3 separate regions of the Homo sapiens genome follow, and regions 1 and 3 are each linked to region 2. A link is a loop called in an ENCODE intact Hi-C map of the cell type or tissue named here. Cell type or tissue: ascending aorta. All regions are shown on one strand. Links, peaks and the distances in the headings refer to the core of each region. The heading gives the core; the rest is flanking DNA.

Evidence for each region. Peaks named below come from ENCODE experiments on the same cell type or tissue, not always from the same donor. Only the 100,000 strongest peaks of a DNase experiment are listed, where the experiment ranks them.
Region 1: it touches region 2 in a loop (2.7-fold over the local background); 3 of 110 quality-filtered maps call a loop at or near these places.
Region 3: it touches region 2 in a loop (2.8-fold over the local background); 3 of 110 quality-filtered maps call a loop at or near these places.

What each region holds. Positions count from the first base shown.
Region 1 is chr10:5,071,756-5,077,943 of GRCh38, reverse strand. LOC107984198 (a long non-coding RNA gene) reads right to left here. Exons shown (of 5, transcript XR_001747341.2): 4 at 1-44. It overlaps LOC124902366 (a long non-coding RNA gene), which reads left to right and starts at 4,975. Exons shown (of 2, transcript XR_007062039.1): 1 at 4,975-6,188. It also overlaps a transcript of AKR1C3 not described here. In ascending aorta, for the core only: no CTCF peak of the experiment used is centred there; a DNase peak (open chromatin) is centred at 1,113; H3K27ac peaks cover 1,041 bases.
Region 2 is chr10:4,847,637-4,853,977 of GRCh38, reverse strand. It overlaps AKR1E2 (aldo-keto reductase family 1 member E2), which reads right to left. Exons shown (of 10, transcript NM_001040177.3): 10 at 5,916-6,341. Among named protein-coding and RNA genes, the nearest start is that of AKR1E2, 25 kb to the right of the region's middle. RefSeq lists an enhancer at 3,987-4,281. In ascending aorta, for the core only: a CTCF peak has its summit at 4,124 (motif pointing left); a DNase peak (open chromatin) is centred at 4,157; H3K27ac peaks cover 1,201 bases.
Region 3 is chr10:4,899,045-4,905,385 of GRCh38, reverse strand. It overlaps the pseudogene AKR1C6P. Among named protein-coding and RNA genes, the nearest start is that of AKR1C1, 61 kb to the left of the region's middle. In ascending aorta, for the core only: no CTCF peak of the experiment used is centred there; no DNase peak of the experiment used is centred there; H3K4me3 peaks cover 987 bases; H3K27ac peaks cover 2,050 bases.

The DNA.
Region 1 (6,188 bases), core at 1-2,500, 230 kb before region 2:
GCTGAAGATTCATTTGATGAATCGATTTTTCAAAAGAGATGATTCTGATGATTCAAAGAATTCTGATCTTAGTTCTGTTTAGAAATAACTCCGAGAACAGTTTTTATATGTTATTTTTACATTGAAAATCGGTCAGATTTGCTTCAACCTCAAGGAACATGTTAATGTAAAACTAAATGGGCACTGGCAGTGAGCTGCACCTTTTTTTTTCTTTTTTCTCTAAAGGGAAAAGGATTAAATGTTTGGTTAGTTTCAATGGCAAGCAAACCATCCTGCCATTTTACTAAGGGGAATGTTCAGCAAAAACCAAACTCCTTGCCCAGACAGGCAAGCAATTAAATCAACTTTAATGTTTTACCCATTGTCTTCAGAAATCCATTCAAAAGACAAACCTTGCATTTCCATAATAGGACACAGTGACTTGGTGCCAGTCTCTTAAGAATAAAGTACTTAGCTAGGGTAGGGAGTCAAGAAGAAATGGGAATTGTGGAACTCCAGTTTCCCACAAGAACATCATTCTAACAAGCAACAGAAGGAAATGAAAACCTATAGTCTTGACATGACCCATTAATTTCTGGGGAGATAACTGTAGCTTCCTTGCTTTTTGATTTTTCTCCCCTGGATGCCAAGAATATATAAAATCACATTTTCAGGTATCCATACAGACCCTCTTCTCTCTATGAGAGAAAAATACCCAGGGCTTGTGGGGATACAGGGCCCCTTTGGTCAAGTGATTAGTTCTTTGCTCCTCAAAACTCAGTCCAACGTGGTTTTTCCAATGTGGAGGTGGACAAGAGGGGAATATTAACCTCATCACTAAACCACCACGAATGTTCTTTAGTGAAAAAAAAAGATTATCCTGTTTAACCAGGGAAATGGCTAGAGATTTCAATGAACAATTCAAGTTCATGTAAAGAATTTAATGAGTTCAATAATCCCAATGAGGTGCTGAAACAGAGACCACAGTGGATGTGAGACAACCAAATACAAAGATATTTTAATTTTATGCATGACTTCAAAAACCAGATTTTTCATTATGTGCGCCAAGTAGCCACATAATTCTGGGCATGACTGTTTAAAACAGGAATGTGCAAATAAAGCAAAGGCAGTGCTCCTTTGGCTGGGTAATGGCGTAGCATGTCAGGAGGGAGAACTTCCCCCAGACAGAGCTCTATGCATGACAGTGAGGAATCAAGTGAGTTTTACGATATGTCTTATAGAGCCTAAAAATGAGACACATGAAAAGAGATGCTTCCAAAAACAACAGAAGGAAATAGAAGGCATGAATTAGTACAGAGCATGTGATAGTGTAAGCCATAAATGAAAGACAACAGGAAAATTTCACCATCAGTAACAAGCAAAGAAAAATGTAGATGAAGCCGGATCAAGGAAAAGCTGAACATTGGAAACTGCAAAATTTTATAAAGTAGTGTCTTAGTCCATTTCCTGCTAATATAATGGAATACCTGAGACTGGGTAATTTATGCAGAATAGAGATTAGTTTTTTACAATTCTAGAGTGGAGAGAGAGAGAGAGAGACAGAGAGAACAAACTCAACTTTTTATCAGGATTTCAATCTCCGATAACTAACTCACCTGAGATAATAGCAATAATTAATGAATGAGGCAAATCCCTCATGATCTAATTATCACTTAAAGGTCCCACATCTCAACACTATTGCATTGAGGATTAAGTTTCCAACACATGGACTTTGGAGAACACATCAAACCATAGCAAGTAGGTAACACAGAATTTTAATTTCCTAGGACACAACTACTAGAGTTGTTGCTATGATTTGAGAACTACTGTTACATCATCTTATTTAAGTGTGTTTTGTGTGTTTGCAACCGTAAAAACAGGCTTAAATGCAAGTGAAAGGTGGTTGCTAAAAGGATCCTGGGTGATTCCAAAAATAAAGGGTGAAACAACTGGGATTTGAATAGCTCAGAAACCAGTGCAGCTCAGGATATCTTAGCCCCAGCAACCTGTGCCCCTCCATCTCTCTAGAGCCCCCCTAGTAATACATCCGAGCCCCCGTGACTCCCATATTCCTTGACTTTTTTTTTTTTGAGATGGAGTTTTGCTCTTATTGCCCAGGCTAGAGTGCAATGGCATGATCTTGGCTCACTGCAACCTCTGCCTCCCGGGTTCAAGTGATTCTCCTGCCTCAGCCTCCCGAGTAGGTGGGATAGGAGGCATGCACCACCATGCCCGGCTAATTTTGTATTTTTAGTAGAGACAGGGTTTCTTCACGTTGGTCAGGCTGGTCTCAAACTCCCAACCTCAGGTGATTCGCCCACCTCAGCCTCCCAAAGTGCTGGGATTACAGGCATGAGCCACAATGCCTGGCCATTCCTTGACAAATGGCTTTTTTCCACATGACAAATTCCCTTGGGAAAAGCTCTGATTGAGAATAAGTGTCTACCAGTAGATCAATCCTTTATGGTCCGACAGGGTGTTAAAAAAAACTTATTTATGACATTTCCTAAAACACAGTGAGAAATACTTCACTCAAGGGGGGCCATGGCGTTAGATGTAGGGCCACTTAATTTGGGTCTTTCTGTGGGAGAGCGATCATGCTGGTGGGGGCCAAGGGAAAAAATTTTCTCTACCTTCTTAAGTTCACTAAAAATTCACCTAACAAAAGGCAGATTAGAAAGAGAAAAGGCACACAAACTTATGACCATGTGTAGGGGAGAACCACAGAGCAACGTGTAAACCATCTAAGTTTATAAAAAAAAAATGAGAGAGGGACTTAAATCTTGGCAAAACAGATTGTAGTGGCAACATGGGTTATGGGAGGGAGAAAAGAGGAGGCCTGGCTAGCAGAGGTCTTGTTATTGTCAACCAAAGAATGATGAGACAGGTCTCAGTAATTTTAGGAGATTTATTTGCCAAAGTTGAGGATGCACCCAGGAGACAGGTCTATGCCTTTCTCTGATTTTGAGGGCTCCAAATTTAAAGGGGAAAGGGCGGGATATTGAGAAGCACACAGTTCTCACATCAACAACAGGGGGCAGAGGAAAAATATGGGGACTCTGCATTTTACATAAGATAACACAGACAAAATGGGGTAGGTGAACAATCGGAAATGCATTTGTGTCTGTGGGGTGACCGCAACTGTAAAGATAAGCTATGGATTTGTATCACCATGGTGAAGTTTCAACAGCTCACCAGGAATTTCCTTGTGGACAAAATATGGGGGAGGTGGGTAGCCTTTCATCTTGTAGCCATCTTATTTAGGAACCAAAAGAGGGAGGCAGGTTTTTGTGTCCCAGTTCCTGGCTAGAATTTTCTCTTTGGCTAAAAGAGTTTCGGGTACCAAAATTTAATCTTCTTGCACACTATGTCAATGAAACCTCACAGATAGCAGCACTTAAGAGAAGAGATGGAAAATGTTTTCTTCAGACCTTTAAAGATGTCAGACCGTCAGTTAATCTTTCCTAAGTCAAAGGGAAAGCCTCAGAGAAAGCCTGGCTGCATCCAAGCAGAGTTTCTCTACAGGTGCAAGCCTCTCTCATAACAGACAGTTTTCAGCTGTTCTTGTATTTCCTGCCCTTCTGAATAGCCATCTTGAAATTTGTCAAAATACTTTCTTTTAGAGTATGGACCCCCAAAATCTGAGAGAGGTCTCAGTTAATATAGAGAGTTTATTTTGCCAATATTGAGGACAAATGACCATGACACACCCTCAGGAGGTCCTGAGGATATGTGTCCAACGTGGTCGGGGCACAGCTTGGTATCATACATTTTAGGGAGACATGAGACATCAATCAACACATGTATGATGAACATTGGTTCAGTCCGGAAAGGTGGGACAACTTGAAGTGGGGAGGGGGCTTCCAGGTCATAGATAGATAAGAGACAAATGGTTACATTCTTTTGAGTTTCTGGTTAGCCTCTGCAAAGGAGGCAATCAAATATGTAATTATCTCGGTGAGCAGACGGGTGACTTTGAATAGAATGGGGGGCAAGTTTGTGCTGAGCAGTTCCCAGCTTGACTTTTTTCTTTAGCTTAGTGATTTTGGGGCCCTAAGATTTATCTTCCTTTCCCAAGAGTGAAATATTTTGGTTTCCTTCAAGCTCAACTCTGCCTTCAACCAAGACAAGTGGGGATTTACAACCACAGAACAGGGTGAGGTCAAGGAGGAAGAATTACTAACAAGAAGCACCCAAGGTGAGGGTGATGTTCTTGATAGCAGCAAGGCAGAAACTCTGGAATACCAAAATACAGTCATGGCAGTCTTTTCATTTTTCTCATGTCTCCTTGGTACTAATCAAATATGTCAATGCTCTGCCCTTGGCCCTCTTGAGAAGGTGGGGTTTTCAATTCTTCATATGGTTCTGTGATCTGGGCTGGAGCTGCTCGCTGAGTCATGTGGGTAAGACTGAGAGAGAAAGGGGGTCCATGTGCTCAGGACAGTGGATGTAATTGGGCTGTCCCACTGAGGAGTCTGTGTAGGGGAGGGTTGTTCTATGTCTTCCATTATGTTACCAAAGGTAGAAATTATGGGCCTATGGGGATCTCCAATCTCAATCTTTTACCTAATTTGGGACAACTGTCAAGTCTGTTCTCCTTTATATTGGAGAATAATGTTAAAAATGAAATCTCCTGCCATTCTACAAAACTCTCTATAAAGTAGAAAATAAAGAAAATAATTTTCTTATTAAAAAAGCATTAGGGCTGGGTGCAGTGGCTCACACCTGTAATCCCAGCAATTTGGGAGGCTGAGGCAGGCGGATCATGAGGACAAGGGTTCGAGACCAGCCTGGCCAACATGGTGAAATCACATCTCTACTAAGAATACAAAAATTAGCTGGGTGGGGTGGTGCCTGCCTGTAATCCCAGCATCTTGAGAGGCTAAGGCATGTGAATCACTTGAACTCAGGAGGCGGAGGTTGCAGTGAGCCAAGATTGTGCCACTACACTCTAACCTGGGAGAAAGAGCAAGACTCTGTCTCGAAAATAAATAAATAAACAAATAAAATTTAAAAAGCATTAAACCAGGCTGCAATGTGCATCACAGGTAACATGCTAAAGAGATTACAAAGACAGAAAGAAATCTCACCCCTTTATATAGCCAAGAAATATAATCCTTACATGCATCTTCTTGAGATAAATGATAACTGGTCTTCATGTAATAAGGCCTAACACCACCATTTTTTATAACATTCTTTCAAACATTCTTTTTATAACATTCTCCATCCTAAATTCACCTGGTAATTGGGGTATCCTTCTGTGCTAGACAGTCACCTTTATCCCAAGGAAAAATAACATTTCTTTATGACAAGCAGGCAGTTGTAGCTTGGAGTAAGGGGCCCATGGAGATAGGAAGTTATCTTTCTTGATATTTTCATTTCCAAAGAGTTGTCTCTCTTACCCTTAACACAACACTGGCAGGTTGCAATTCTGGCTAGAGGCTTAGTCAGCTTTTCAAAAAACTGACATGCATAATAAAGGGACTAAGGAAGAGTTTACAAATACAATTTTTTTCTTAAGAAAATAGTCTAAGACATGAGCATAGAAGAAAAGGTCTCTATCCTTATTGGCAACAGGAAAAACTCAGCTTTTACAAATGACCCTTACATTTGCCTAGAAACTTGAAGTTCAAGCAAGCATGCTTTCTAAACAGAAGGCTTTAAAGATTCTAATTGCAGTCACATACTCTCCTCCCTGAGGTGGATCATTACCTCGTATTTTAGTGATCAAATATAAGCATTTATTTTGACTTATGCCAGGGTTTGGCCATAAATTAAACACATTTGTAAATCCCTAATACTTAAATTGCTGCTCAATAGTACTAGAACCCAGAGATAAGTGTCACATAGGCTGGTCTTCATTCCCACCTGTCTGTAGCTATTAAATCATAAGAGCCAGAAAAAAAACAAATTCTGCTATTGCTAAAGTCAAAGACAAAGAAAGCTGGGTACTGATTAACATGGTGAGGACAGGTTTTATCAGTAACATAACATCGCAGTAGAGAAGAGGTCCAGCGTGAACTGAACTGAACTATGATCTATGCAAGATGACTCAGCATTTTAAAGGGAAAATGAGGGAGAAGGGAAAGGCTGAGCAGAGACTGAGTGGAATCAGCCAAGCGGAAAATTACAAAAAGTAGGAAGGGGCTGCTTGGGCCATGTGATTAGTCCCTCTGGGTTTGCTAACTGGAACTAAGGGAAGTTGGACT
Region 2 (6,341 bases), core at 2,616-5,115:
TTATTTCTGCCTCCCCTTTTTAGACCCTATAGGGTAGCTCCCTGACATTGCCATGGCGCTGGTGGGAGTGTAGCATTGAGGACGACCAGAGGTCACTCTCATCGCCATCTTGGTTTTGGGGGATTTATTGCAACCTGTTTTATCAGCAAGGTCTTTATGACCTGTATTTTGTGTGACCTCCTATCTCATCCTGTGACTTAGAATGCCTTAACCATCTGGGAATGCAGCCCAATAGGTCTCAGTCTCATTTTACTCAGCCCCTATTCAAGGTGGAGTTGCTCTGATTTAAATGCCTCTGACAGTTGTCCCCACTTTCAGTTGTTCCATGTTTCCAGACCAAACCAAAGTCTATCTCACTTATACGGATTGGTGTCTTATGTCTCCCTAAAACATATAAAACTAAGCTGTAACCAGACCACAATGGGCACATGTCCTCAGGATCTCCTGAGGCTGTGTCATGGGTCATGGTTCTCATATTTGGCTTAGAATCAATCTCTTCAGATATTTTACAGAGTTTGGTTTTTTTTTTTTTTTTGGCAACAAGTTCCTCATTGCAATATTGCAATTAACCTTAAACAAACTACTGTGTGTCCAGTCTAATGTATCAAAGAAATACAATTATCTGAAAAAGCTCTAAATATGCCTCCTTTTTCCAACTACTAATTTATGAGGCTGGGGTTTTTTCATGAAGTTTAGCCAAGACATTTTGATTGAATGCAGACTCAGATATGAAATCTACAAAGCCAGACTTATTAAATAAGTTTGCAAACATATAAAACAACGCCAATCTTGTAAATATTTTTCTTTTGCCTTGGGGAATATATTATGAGAGTTTGGCTCTGGTTACTATATGCTACAATAGTTTTTAGGGGCTTACTTTCCCCATTGCTTTGTAAATGATTCTAACTCCTAATTGAATTCAATTTCTTTGTTTCTTCTAGTAACATCTATCCCACTCTGATCATTTCCTGAGGTTTCCTAAATGTTCTTTTGTCTTAAGACATAGCCCCACAACCTCTTTTATCTCTTCAGCTTTAAAATATCCCTCAAGGTCACAGACACACACAGAAGGAAGACCATGTGAGGACACAGAAGGAAAAGTCCTGGAGAGAGGCCTCAGAAGAAACCAAATCTGTTAACACCTTGACCCTAGACTTCTAGCCTCTAAAACTGTGAGAAAATGGATTTCTGCCGTGTAAGCCAAAAAAAAGAATAAAATATTTTTAGAACAAAAACAACAAAATAAAATGAAAATAAAAAAGCAGCAGCAATTCCAGCAGACCTTGCCAATCCATCTCTGTTGTATTTTCTGCTTGCAAACTGTCCTAACCTGCTTCAGCGTAAATTCATTAGACACCAGGTGGGGTGGCACAGTGGTGAAGGTCTGTCCCTGCAGCTGTCACAACTCAATCCCACTTAATCTAACTTAATTTCAGAGATTCTCTTCCTTTGGGTAGTCTCTAGCTAACGGTATTCTCCTTCCATTGATGGAGCTATTTCTGTCTTATTATTTTACAAGAATTAATCGCACCACAGTTTCTGTTGTTGCCCAGCATTTGTTCAGGGCCCTTTGTGCCTGCAGAATCTTCTTCACTAATGAGGGCCGTGATCTATCTTGACAAGAGAAGGAGCCTTTTTCATGCTCTTCAGCTCTTTGAGAATTTTCCACTTCCCCCTAGAGATGCTGATTTTTCTAGCCAAGAAATTGCTGTTTCCGTATCTCCTTCTGATTTAAATATACCGCCTCTGTTTAAAATCAGGGCTGGAAGTAAATTAAGCATATAATGGCTTGAACTCGTGTGACTCACCAATCCAGTCTCACAGTAATTGTTTTTCAATGATTTCCCAGGTGAAGTAATGCTGGTCACCATTGGAATAGAGTTTTGCAGGTTTAATGAGCTCTTCTGTTTCTTTCATCCAAATACTCGTCAATACTGCCAAGAAATGTTTGATTTTCCACTGGCGTCACATGGAACGGAGCTGTGTGTTCAAAGGGTCTGGCACTGTCACTGGGCCACATGCCAGTCCTGTGGGGTGGAATGTGTCCTATCTTCTCGGGAATCAACACCAAAAGTCTCACCCTCTTATTTACATAGTTTAAAAAGATTAATTCCAAGAGAAAGAGTACCTAGTTAACTGTTTCCCACATGGTATGTAATTAAAAGCCCAGCCTCTGAAGCCAGATTTCCCGAGTCAAATTCTACTTACATCACTTTACTAGCTGGGTATTTGCGGGTAATTTACTTAACTTCTCTATTCCTTGGTTATTTCATTTATAAAACAGAAATAATGGTAAATCCTACCTTTCTGTGAAGATTCAGTTAAAACCTGTAACATACTTATAGAATAGTACCTGGCACACAGAAAGCATCGAGTTAGTACTAGCTAATGTTAGGGAGGGATTGGTGTTGGAGCATGGATATAATTCTAAGTGGCAGAGGCGATACGTGACAGAAGTGCACATTAAAAATTGTAGTTTTCCTTGTTCTCCATGTGTTCAAAGTACCAGAAACCAGTTGGTGAAGACAGGCTTCCAGTCCAGCTCTAGCCTCCTAGTGAGGACTGCCAGGCTATGGAAACTGGGCCTAGAGTCACGCCCATTAGCCCTCTCTGCCCAGAGCAGAATCCAACCGGGAGTGACAATGACCACAGTATGGTGGATGTCACATCATCTAATGTTGCTAACCTAGGTCTGGATAGTTGATTTGCCCCAGTGTATGGATACGTAAAAGAATTCAGTCCTGTGAAAATATGCTGCATAACAAGAAAAAGGAACACAATGAAGACACAGGGTCTTGATCAATTTCATGATATAAAATGAAAATGTGCCCAAACCCAGCCAGAGCTGGTCGCATCACATGTCACTGTTCTGTGATCGCCTCCACATGCGTGCCTCTCCCATTTCAACTTGGGTGTTTAAGGGCAAGACCAAGTCTCCCTCATCTTTATAACTAAGGAATAACAATAAAGAAAGCTTGTTGGAGAGCTGGGGTTGAGCTTGAAGCATTGTTTTAGACACATAAAGTTTAAGGTGCATATTAGATGTCTGTGTGAAGAAAAGGAGAAATGGAAGAAAGAGAAAAGATGGAGAAATAAACGTGCTAAAATGCGAATTTTATCATTGATTAAAGTTGGGAACTAATAAATAGTGTCTAAATGCACAGTTCCAAGATTGTGCACATAGTCACCCTGCGGCACCCACAGTGAACTCATAGGAATGCCATGGGGGATTTCACCAAAGACATACAAATGGCCAATAAGCACATGAAAAGATGCTCAGATCATTAGGCAGTAAGGAATTGTAATGAAATCCACAATGAGACACCATTGAACACCCACTAAAACAGCTGTAACAACAACAGGGGCAGACCAAAACTAATGCTGGCGAGGGTGTGGAGAAACCGGAACCTCGCACATTGCTGATGCGACTGTAAGCCTGTGCACTTTGGGAAACAGTTGGCAGTTTCTCAAAACAATCAAACATAAACTGCCATCAGTCAGCGAGGCCCTGCCATCCTCCCCAAGGTCTCTTGCTCCTTGATGCCCATTTGATGCCCATCCACACCTCCCGAATCTGTTTCCAGCTTTTTAAGCCTTTGATTACCACTTATCCTTGGATTTTCCATTCAAATAAAATACGAAAGTGCCAATGAGGAGAAGCAGCTACTGAAACGAGTATCTGAGTATCTCCCAGTCTTAAAGTCAGGAGAGATGCCCACAATCATTTGACGCAGAGGGTCCCTTAAGGGCACACGTTTACACCTCCTCTGTGGACCTTGGTCTCCAGGCCCCAGAGTGGGGAAGAACTTACACAGAAGTCACATTCCCTAGAGAAAAGCAGGGAACCAAAGAAGGGGAGGGCTTGTCAGCTCCACTCAGAATGAACAGACAAGAGGGGCCGGGTTATCAATTACCATCTGAAAAGGGAACTGGGAAATACTGCTCAAGAACGAGGCTGCGTAACTTCTGTGAAACTTTTTAAGCTTTGCAGTTGCCCAGTGTTTGCCTATTTTTGCTATCCATTGTTTCCTTCCTCACTGTGATTGTACAAAGTTGAAGAGGTCTTAAAATCAAAGACAGTAAAAGGCTGCCATCTCCTGTTAAGAGCCGCAGATGCACTGGACCATTAAGTGCTTCCCAGCGCCACCTGGTGGCCAGCTTCACTCAGTTTTCATGCCGGCTGGAAGTAAATCCATGAAATGCAAATAACGTAGTGGATCCTCATTGGCCAGCTATCGTGAGACACCTGACGTATTACTGTTAACCAACTCACGCTACTGTGCAATGGAGCGCTGAGACTCATTCCTCCCAACTGCAACTGTGTCCTTGCTGACCAACCTCTCCTCATCAGCCATCCACCCCTGCCCTCCCCAGCCTCTGGTAACCACCATTCTACTCTCTACTTTTAAGGTCAATGAACAATGGTTTAAGTATAAGTGACAAGGAAAATTCACAAAATAGCAGTTAGATTTTTGACTCTGTGGGAGATAAAATACAAGTCACACACCTACACACGCATGTGTTCACAAGAGTGCTACATGCAGATGACTGTGTCACCTGCTGCATGGCACTATGCCACTGAATCCTAACACCTCTAGGTAGACAGTGACAAAGAGTTTAAAGGTTTAAAAGGTTAAGTAATTTGCACAAAGTCACACAGCTAATGAATGATAAGGAGTCACGAACATGGAAAAATTAAAGGTCCATGGTGGTGGACAGGGCCTGATCGTAGGAAGGTCAAGAGACTCTCCCATTTCCTCAGTCCTTTGTAAACAGTCTTCTGATTAAACTCTCCCTGGAAATTTGGTCAAACCATGACACCCCACCCTCAATCCTACCCCCACTAGGGCGAGGCTCCCATGAAGCTCTTGCACCAGTCATGTCTTTTCGTTTTGGTGACACCCGCAGCAAAGTCCTCTCTTGAGGCCAAGCTAGAAGGTTTCTACACATCCCTGCACATCTGGAAGGCTGGGCAGGGAGGTGGATGAGAAACTGAGGAATGAGGCAATGGCAATGATACTGGTCGCAGTAACAATGCATTCTTCCTAGAACATAACTTGGGCCAGATGCTGTCTCCACAACCGGGAGGTGCTGCAATTCCTCCACTGAGTGGACAAGGACACTGAAGGCTGGGAGGTGAGGCAGTCTGCTCAGGATCACAGAGCTAGAAAAGCACAACTTTTATCTGCAGAACCCACACCTCTGACTCAGCTGGCCTGCTTGTGATAGAGTGAAAATGGGAAGTGATGTGGAGGGGAACTGTCCCCAAACAGTCCCCTTCAGCCACTGGGCAACACCTCCATATCTTCCCTGAACCTGATGCAGAGGGAGGAGGAAATGAGAGGCTTGTTTGGAGGCTGATGTGGGGGACACAAGAAGCGGGAAGAGACCATGGAGTAGACATCAATTTCTTTCTGGCTTAACTCATTTTGAATAGGAGCCAAGGGCCTGTGAGTTGAGAAGTTATATCCCTGGAGATCCGGTATGAATCCCAGGGCACAGGAGCTAGGCCAGATTCACTGAGCAGACAGCAAAGACAGGGATCATGGCGTCTGGACCACAGGAAGTCCATTAACCCACACCCTCTACCAACGCCTGGGCGTGAACACCATGCTCTGCAGGGCCTCCTTCTGATACATGAATCTAAACAGGCTGAATGAGCAGATGTGAGAAAGTGAGCTGTATTTCATCTCCGCTATGGGGGTTCCCCAGGTATAATCTGACTTATCAGAAGACCGTATTAAAAACTAGTATTTAGGAATTAACCAGCTACTTGGGGGGCTGAGGCAGGAGGATCACTTAAGCCCAGGAGGCGGAGGTTGCAGTGAGCTGAGATCACTTGACTATACTCCAGCCTGGGTGACATAGTGAGACTCTGTCTCAAAAAAAAAAAAAAAAAGAAATTAAAATTCAGATTTTTAAGGAAGAAAAAAGCCTCTTTATTGAACTGAAACAGTGTCCCAGACTTATCCCATTTTCCTTCTCACTGGGGGAAGGGAAGGACTCTGCTTTAGAATAACCTGGGGGTCACTGGCAGGGCACAGAAGGAAGTGTAGGTGACGCGGGCTGGCCTGGGGCACAATGGGTGGAGCTGCGCAATGGGGCAGAGACACATTACACTGTTTCCTCAGCTCTGTAGATGGCTTAAATAACTCCATAAGATAAAGTTTTCTTAAAATGTGAAGGCAAATTTCACTGATGACTCATCAGTGTATTTGTTCAGAGTAGAGGCCACACAGGCTGTCTTGGAGAAACCCCATTGCCTTCACTTAGAACACACTCAATTCTCCAGATTTGTCAGAGAAGGTGGCTCTTACATCCCCCTCTGACTGTGTGGCTCC
Region 3 (6,341 bases), core at 1,618-4,117, 52 kb before region 2:
AAAGCTTTAGCTAGACTGACAAAAATATAAAGAGAGTAAATGCAAATAATTAAAATCATAAATGAAAGTGAGAATGTTACCTTATAAAATAAAAAGAATTATAGGAAAATGCTATCACAATTGCATGTCAATTAATAAGGTAACCTAGAAGAAATGGACAAATTCCCTAAAACACACAAATTATTTAAACTAATTGAAGAATAAATAGAAAATCTCAACAGAACTGTAACAAGTAAAGAGATTTAATCAGTAATCAGAACCTCCCAGTGGGGAAAAGTTCTGGACCAGATGGCTTCACTGGTGAATTCTACCATGCATTTAAAGAGAAATAATACCAATCCTGAAATGCTTCCAAAAACTTGAAGAGAAAGGAACACTTCCAAACTCATTCTATGAGGCTATCATTACTCTGATACAAAACTCAGATAAAGTTATTGCAAGAGAACTGTAGACCTTTATTCCCTGTGAATATTTATTCAAAAATCTGCAGTAAAATATTAGAAAATCCAATCCCATCACATATTAAAAGGATTATACATCATCATCCAATGGGACTTTAGGAACACAAGGATGGTTCAAAGAAGAAAATCAATTAATGTAATAAAACAATTAATATAATAAAGGTAAAAAACACACATAAAAGCCATATGTGAGAAATTCAAAGGGGAAAGACTGGAAGTGTTCCCCTTAAGGTGAGGAACAAGACAAGGATGCCTGCCTTCATCACTACTATTTAACATTGTAATGGATATTCTGGCTGGAGCTATCAGACAAGAAAGAGAAGTAAAAGGAATCCTCTCTTCACAGACGATATGACCCTACATGTAGAAAATCTCAAATAATTCATAAGAAATCTTCTAGAGTTAATAAATAAATTCTGCAGAGTTGCAGAGTATAAGATCAACACACAAAAAAATCAGTTGTGTTTCCATACACCAACAATGAACAACTCAAAAGGAAATTTTTTAATAGGTACAGAGTTTTTGCTAAGAATGACAAAAATGTTTTGGGTATAGAAATGGTGATGGTCACACAACATTGTGAATGCATTTAATGCCACTGGATTATATGTTTATGAATAGTTACAATAATAAATATTACATTGTATGTATGTGATCATAATTTTAAAATAAGAATTTATAGAAAAATAACTACAGATATAATAATACCCACTAACTATACAGAACTATGGCCCACAAGCCTAACGTGCTGCCCAGTTTTGTATAGCCCATGAGCCAAAAATGGTTTGTATATTTTTTAGCGATTGAAAATGTAAGAGATTTATATTATTTCATGCCATGTAAAATTACATGAATTAAAACTTTCAGTGTTCATGAATAAAGCTTTATTGAAATATCCCCAAAAAGACCAGCTGAAATTGCTGAACTTGGATAATTGATTAATTGATATTGTTTCTCAGCAGGTCCTATGTAGGGAAAAGAAAGAGAGATCAGATTGTTACTGTGTTTATGTAGAAAAGGAAGACATATCAAACTCCATTTTGATCTGTTCTAAGAAAAATTGTTTCTGCTTTGAGATGCTGTTAACCTGTAACTGTAGCCCCAACCCTGTGCTCACAGAAACATGTGCTGTATTGAATCAAAGTTTAATGGATTTAGGGCTGTGCAGGATGTGCCTTGTTAACAATATGTTTGCAGGCAGTATGCTTGGTAAAAGTCATCGCCATTCTCCATTCTCGATTAACCAGGGACACCATGCACTGCAGAAGGCTGCAGGGACCTCTGCCCAAGAAAGCCTAGGTACTGTCCAAGGTTTCCCCCCACTGAGACAGACTGAGATATGGCCTCGTGGGAAAGGAAAGACCTGACAGTCCCCCAGCCCGACATCCCACCCATAAAGGGTCTGTGCTGAGGAGGAGTAGTGAAAGAGAGAGGCCTCTTTGCAGTTGAGATAAGAGGAAGGCTTCTGTCTCCTGTTCGTCCCTGGGAATGGAATGTCTAGGTGTAAAGCAGACCAATCCCATTGGTTCTATTCTGAGACAGGAGAAAACCGCCCTGTGGCTGGAGTCGAGATATGCTGGCAGCAATACTGCTCTGTTACTCTTTTCTACGCTGAGATGTTTGGGTAAAGAGAAACATAAATCTAGCCTACGTGCACATCCAGGCACAGTACCTTTCCTTGAACTTATTCATGATACCGATTCCTTTGCTCACATGTTTCCCTGCTGACCTTCTCCCCACCTGTTGCCCTGCTACACTCCCCTCGCTAAGATAGTAAAAATAATGATCAATAAATACTGAGGGAACTCAGAGTCTGGTGCCGGTGCGGGTCCTTCGTATGCTGAGCGCTGGTCCCCTCGGCCCACAGTTCTTTCTCTGTACTTTGTCTCTGTGTCTTATTTCTTTTCTCAGTCTCTCCTCCCACCTGAATCGAAATACCCACAGGTGTGGAGGGGCTGGCCCCCTTCAGTCCTAAGCGTGAGTCCCTTTCCCAGGATGAGTCAATCCCAAGGCCACAATCATCAGGCCGAGTGAGCTCTCTTTCACACAAAGGCACTTCTTTCCACACAGTTAAACAAATGTCTGTGCCTTTTGACTTTCTCATAAGCTTTAGTCGTTTCTCAAACTTGTGTGTCCTGAGTTGATATGCATTTTAGAGTTTCCATTTATTGGTGTTTGAAAACTGGTACTTTCCACTGGAGTGCTTAACCTTTATTTTGTATGATGACTGATTGAACTGATTATTCTTGTACTTGTCACACTTTCAACACTGCTTGGCTTGCTTTCAAGTTTCTGCTTCCGAAACCAGAAAGAAGTACATGTTGTTCATTCTCTAATCTGAAACTCATATGAAAGAAAAAAAAGTGCTCGTACATATAATCTTCCCTAACTTATTAAAATCAGTAACGAATTAAACATTTTGTTCACCTCTTTTTATATTCTAGCTACCTTCTCCAAACTTTATATGAATTTGCTTTTTTCAGCATAATTATTAATTCATGGCTTTTTATAGACTCCACTTTTCCAAATAACAATGTTAACACTATTTTCATTTTTAAATGTCACAGTGAGTCTAATAGGATTCCTTCAGTGAGCAGCTTTGCCCTTTCAGAATCATTGCTAGCAGCCTTCAAAACCAACCTTGCTTTCTGGACATAACACAATATTCTGATTTGTCCTTATTTTGCCTGCTTTAAGACAAAAAACAGTTATACTACAAGAAGACAAAATTCTTTTAGAGGGAAATAGATCAAACAAATTTTGGTCATTAGTGTTGCACATGAAAATAACTGGTGGGGGGTGGGTGTGGTGGCTCACGCCTGTAATCCCAGCACTTTGGGAGGCTGAGGTGGGTGGATCCTGAGGTCAGGAGTTTGAGACCAGCCTGGCCAAGATGGTGAAACCCCGTTTCTACCGAAAACACAAAAATTAGCTGGGCATGATGGCACGTGCCTGTAATCCCAGCTACTCCGGAGGCTGAGGCAGGAGAATCGCTTGAACCCGGGAGGTGGAGGTCGTGGTGAGCCAAGATCACGCCACTGCACTCTAGCCTGGGCAACAGAGCAAGACTCCATCTCAACACACAAGAAAGAACTGGTGGGGTAAAAGTACTACTGGGCTGGAAGATGTGTTTTTTATTTTTTTATTATTATTTTTATTTTTTGAGACAGAGTCTCCCTCTGTCACCAGGCTGGAGTACAGTGGCAAGATCTTGACTCAGTGCAACCTCTGCCTCCTGGGTTCAAGCGATTCTCCTGCCTCAGCCTCCCAAGTAGGTGGGGTTACAGTCACATGTCACTACACTTGGCTAATTTCTATTTTTAGTGGAGATGAGGTTTCACGTTATTGGCCAGGCTGGTCTTGAACTCCTGACCTCAACTGATCCACCCGTCTTGGCCTGCCAAAGTGCTGGGATTACAGGTGTGAGCCACCGCACCCAGCCTGGAAGATGTTATTTTGAAGATATGAGTTCACATCATTTTTCGAATTTAACATATGCTGTTTTTTAGAGTGTGAGGTGTTATGTGCCACTAATACTTTCCACTAATACTTTCTACTATGTTGATAGTTACTTGATTAAGACAGTTGTCTAAAAAAAGGTAAAATCAATGGAAGGAATCAGCAGGCAAATCTAAGAGTTACTGGGCTTAAAGATGAGGTAGAGAAAGAAAGAGAGATAGAAAGTTTATTCAAAGGGATGGCAGAGAACTTCCCAAACCCAGAGAAAGATATCAATATTCAAATACAAGAAGGTTATAGAACACCAAGGAAATTTAACCCAAATAAGAGTACTTCAGGCCATTTAATAATCGAACTTTCAAAGATCAAAGATAAAGAAAGGATCCTAAAAGCAGCAAAAGAGAGAGAGAGAGAGAGAAAAAAAACACATACAATGGAGCTCCAATACATCTGGCAGCAGACTTTTCAATAGAAACCTTACAGGCCGGGAGAGAGTGGCATGACATATTTAAAGTGCTGAAGAAAAATATCTTTTACCCTAGAATAGCATATCCAGTGAAAATATCTTTCAAACATGAAGGAAAAATAAAGACTTTCCCAGATAAACAAAAGCTGAGGGATTTCATCAATGCCAGGCCTGTCCTACAAGAAATGCTAAAGGGAGCACTTCAATCAGAAAGAAAAGGACATTAATGAGAAATAAGAAATCATCTGAATGTACAGAACTCACTGGTAACAGCAAGTACACAGGAAAACAGAGAATATTATAAGACTGTAACCGTGGTGTCTAAACTACTCTAATCCTAAGCAGATAAACTAAATGATGAACCAATCAAAATAATAACAACGTTTCAAGACATAAACAGTACAATATGATATAAATAGAAACAACAAAAAGTTTAAAAGCTGGGGTACGAGTACGAACTTAAGGTGTAAAGTTTTTATTAGTTTTATTTTTGCCAGTTTGTTTGTTTATACAAACACTGTTGTTATCAGCCTAATAGAACCAGAATAACCCAAGCTATCCTAAGCAAAAAATACAAAACTGGAGGAATCACATTACCTGACCTCAAATATTTTTTAAATTATACTTTCAGGTTTGATATATAGGTATACATGTGCCAAGCTGGTTTGCTGTGCCCATCAACTCATCATTTACATTAGGTATTTCTCCTAATGCTATCCCCCCGCCAGCCCCCCACCCACTGACAGGCCCAGGTGTGTGATGCTCCCCACCCTGTGTCCAAGTGATCTCATTGTTCAATTCTCACCTATGAGTGAGAACATGCGGTGTTTGGTTTTCTGTACTTGTGATAGTTGGCTGAGAATGATGGTTTCCAGCTTCATCCATGTCCCTGCAAAGGATGTGAACTCATCATTTTTTATGGCTACATAGTATTCCATGGTGTATATGTGCCACATTTTCTTAATCCAGTCTATCATTGATGGACATTTGGGTTGGTTCCAAGTCTTTGCTATTGTGGATAGTGCTGCAATAAACATACATGTGCATGTGTCTTTATAGTAGCATGATTTATAATCCTTTGGGTATATACCCAGTAATGGGATGGCTGGGTCAAATGGAAATTCTAGTTCTAGATCCTTGAGGAATCACCACACTGTCTTCCACAATGGTTGAACTAATTTACACTCCCACCAACAGTGTAAAAGCATTCCTATTTCTCCACATCCTCTCCAGCATCTGTTGTTGCCTGACTTTTTAATGATTGCCATTCTAACTGGTGTGAGATGGTATCTCATTGTGGTCTTGATTTGCATTTCTCTAATGACCAGTAATGATGAGCATTTTTTCATGTGTCTGTTGGCTGCATAGATGTCTTCTTTTGAGAACTGTCCATTCATATCCTTTGTCCACTTTTTGACAGGTTTTTTAATTTCTTGTAAATTTGTTTGAGTTCTTTGTAGATTCTGGATATTAGCCCTTTGTCAGATGGGTAGATTGCAAAAATTTTCTCCCATTCTGTAGGTTGCCTGTTCACTCTGATGGTAGTTTCTTTTGCTGTGCAGAAGCTCTTTAGTTTAATTAGATCCCATTTGTCTAGTTTGGCTTTTGTTGCCATTGCTTGTGTTGTTTTGGTCATGAAGTCCTCGCCCATGCCTATGTCCTGAATGGTATTGCCTAGGTTTTCTTCTAGGGTTTTTATGCTTTTAGGTCTAACATTTAAGTCTTTAATCCATCTTGAATTAATTTTTGTATAAGGTATAAGGAAAGGATCCAGTTTCAGCTTTCTACATATGGATAGCCAGGTTTCCCAGCACCATTTATTAAATAGGGAATCCTTTCCCCACTTCTTGTTTTTGTCAGGTTTCTCAAAGATCAGATGATTGTAGATGTGTGGTGTTATTTCTGAGGCCTCTGTTCTGTTCCATTGGTCTATATATCTGTTTTGGTACCAGTAC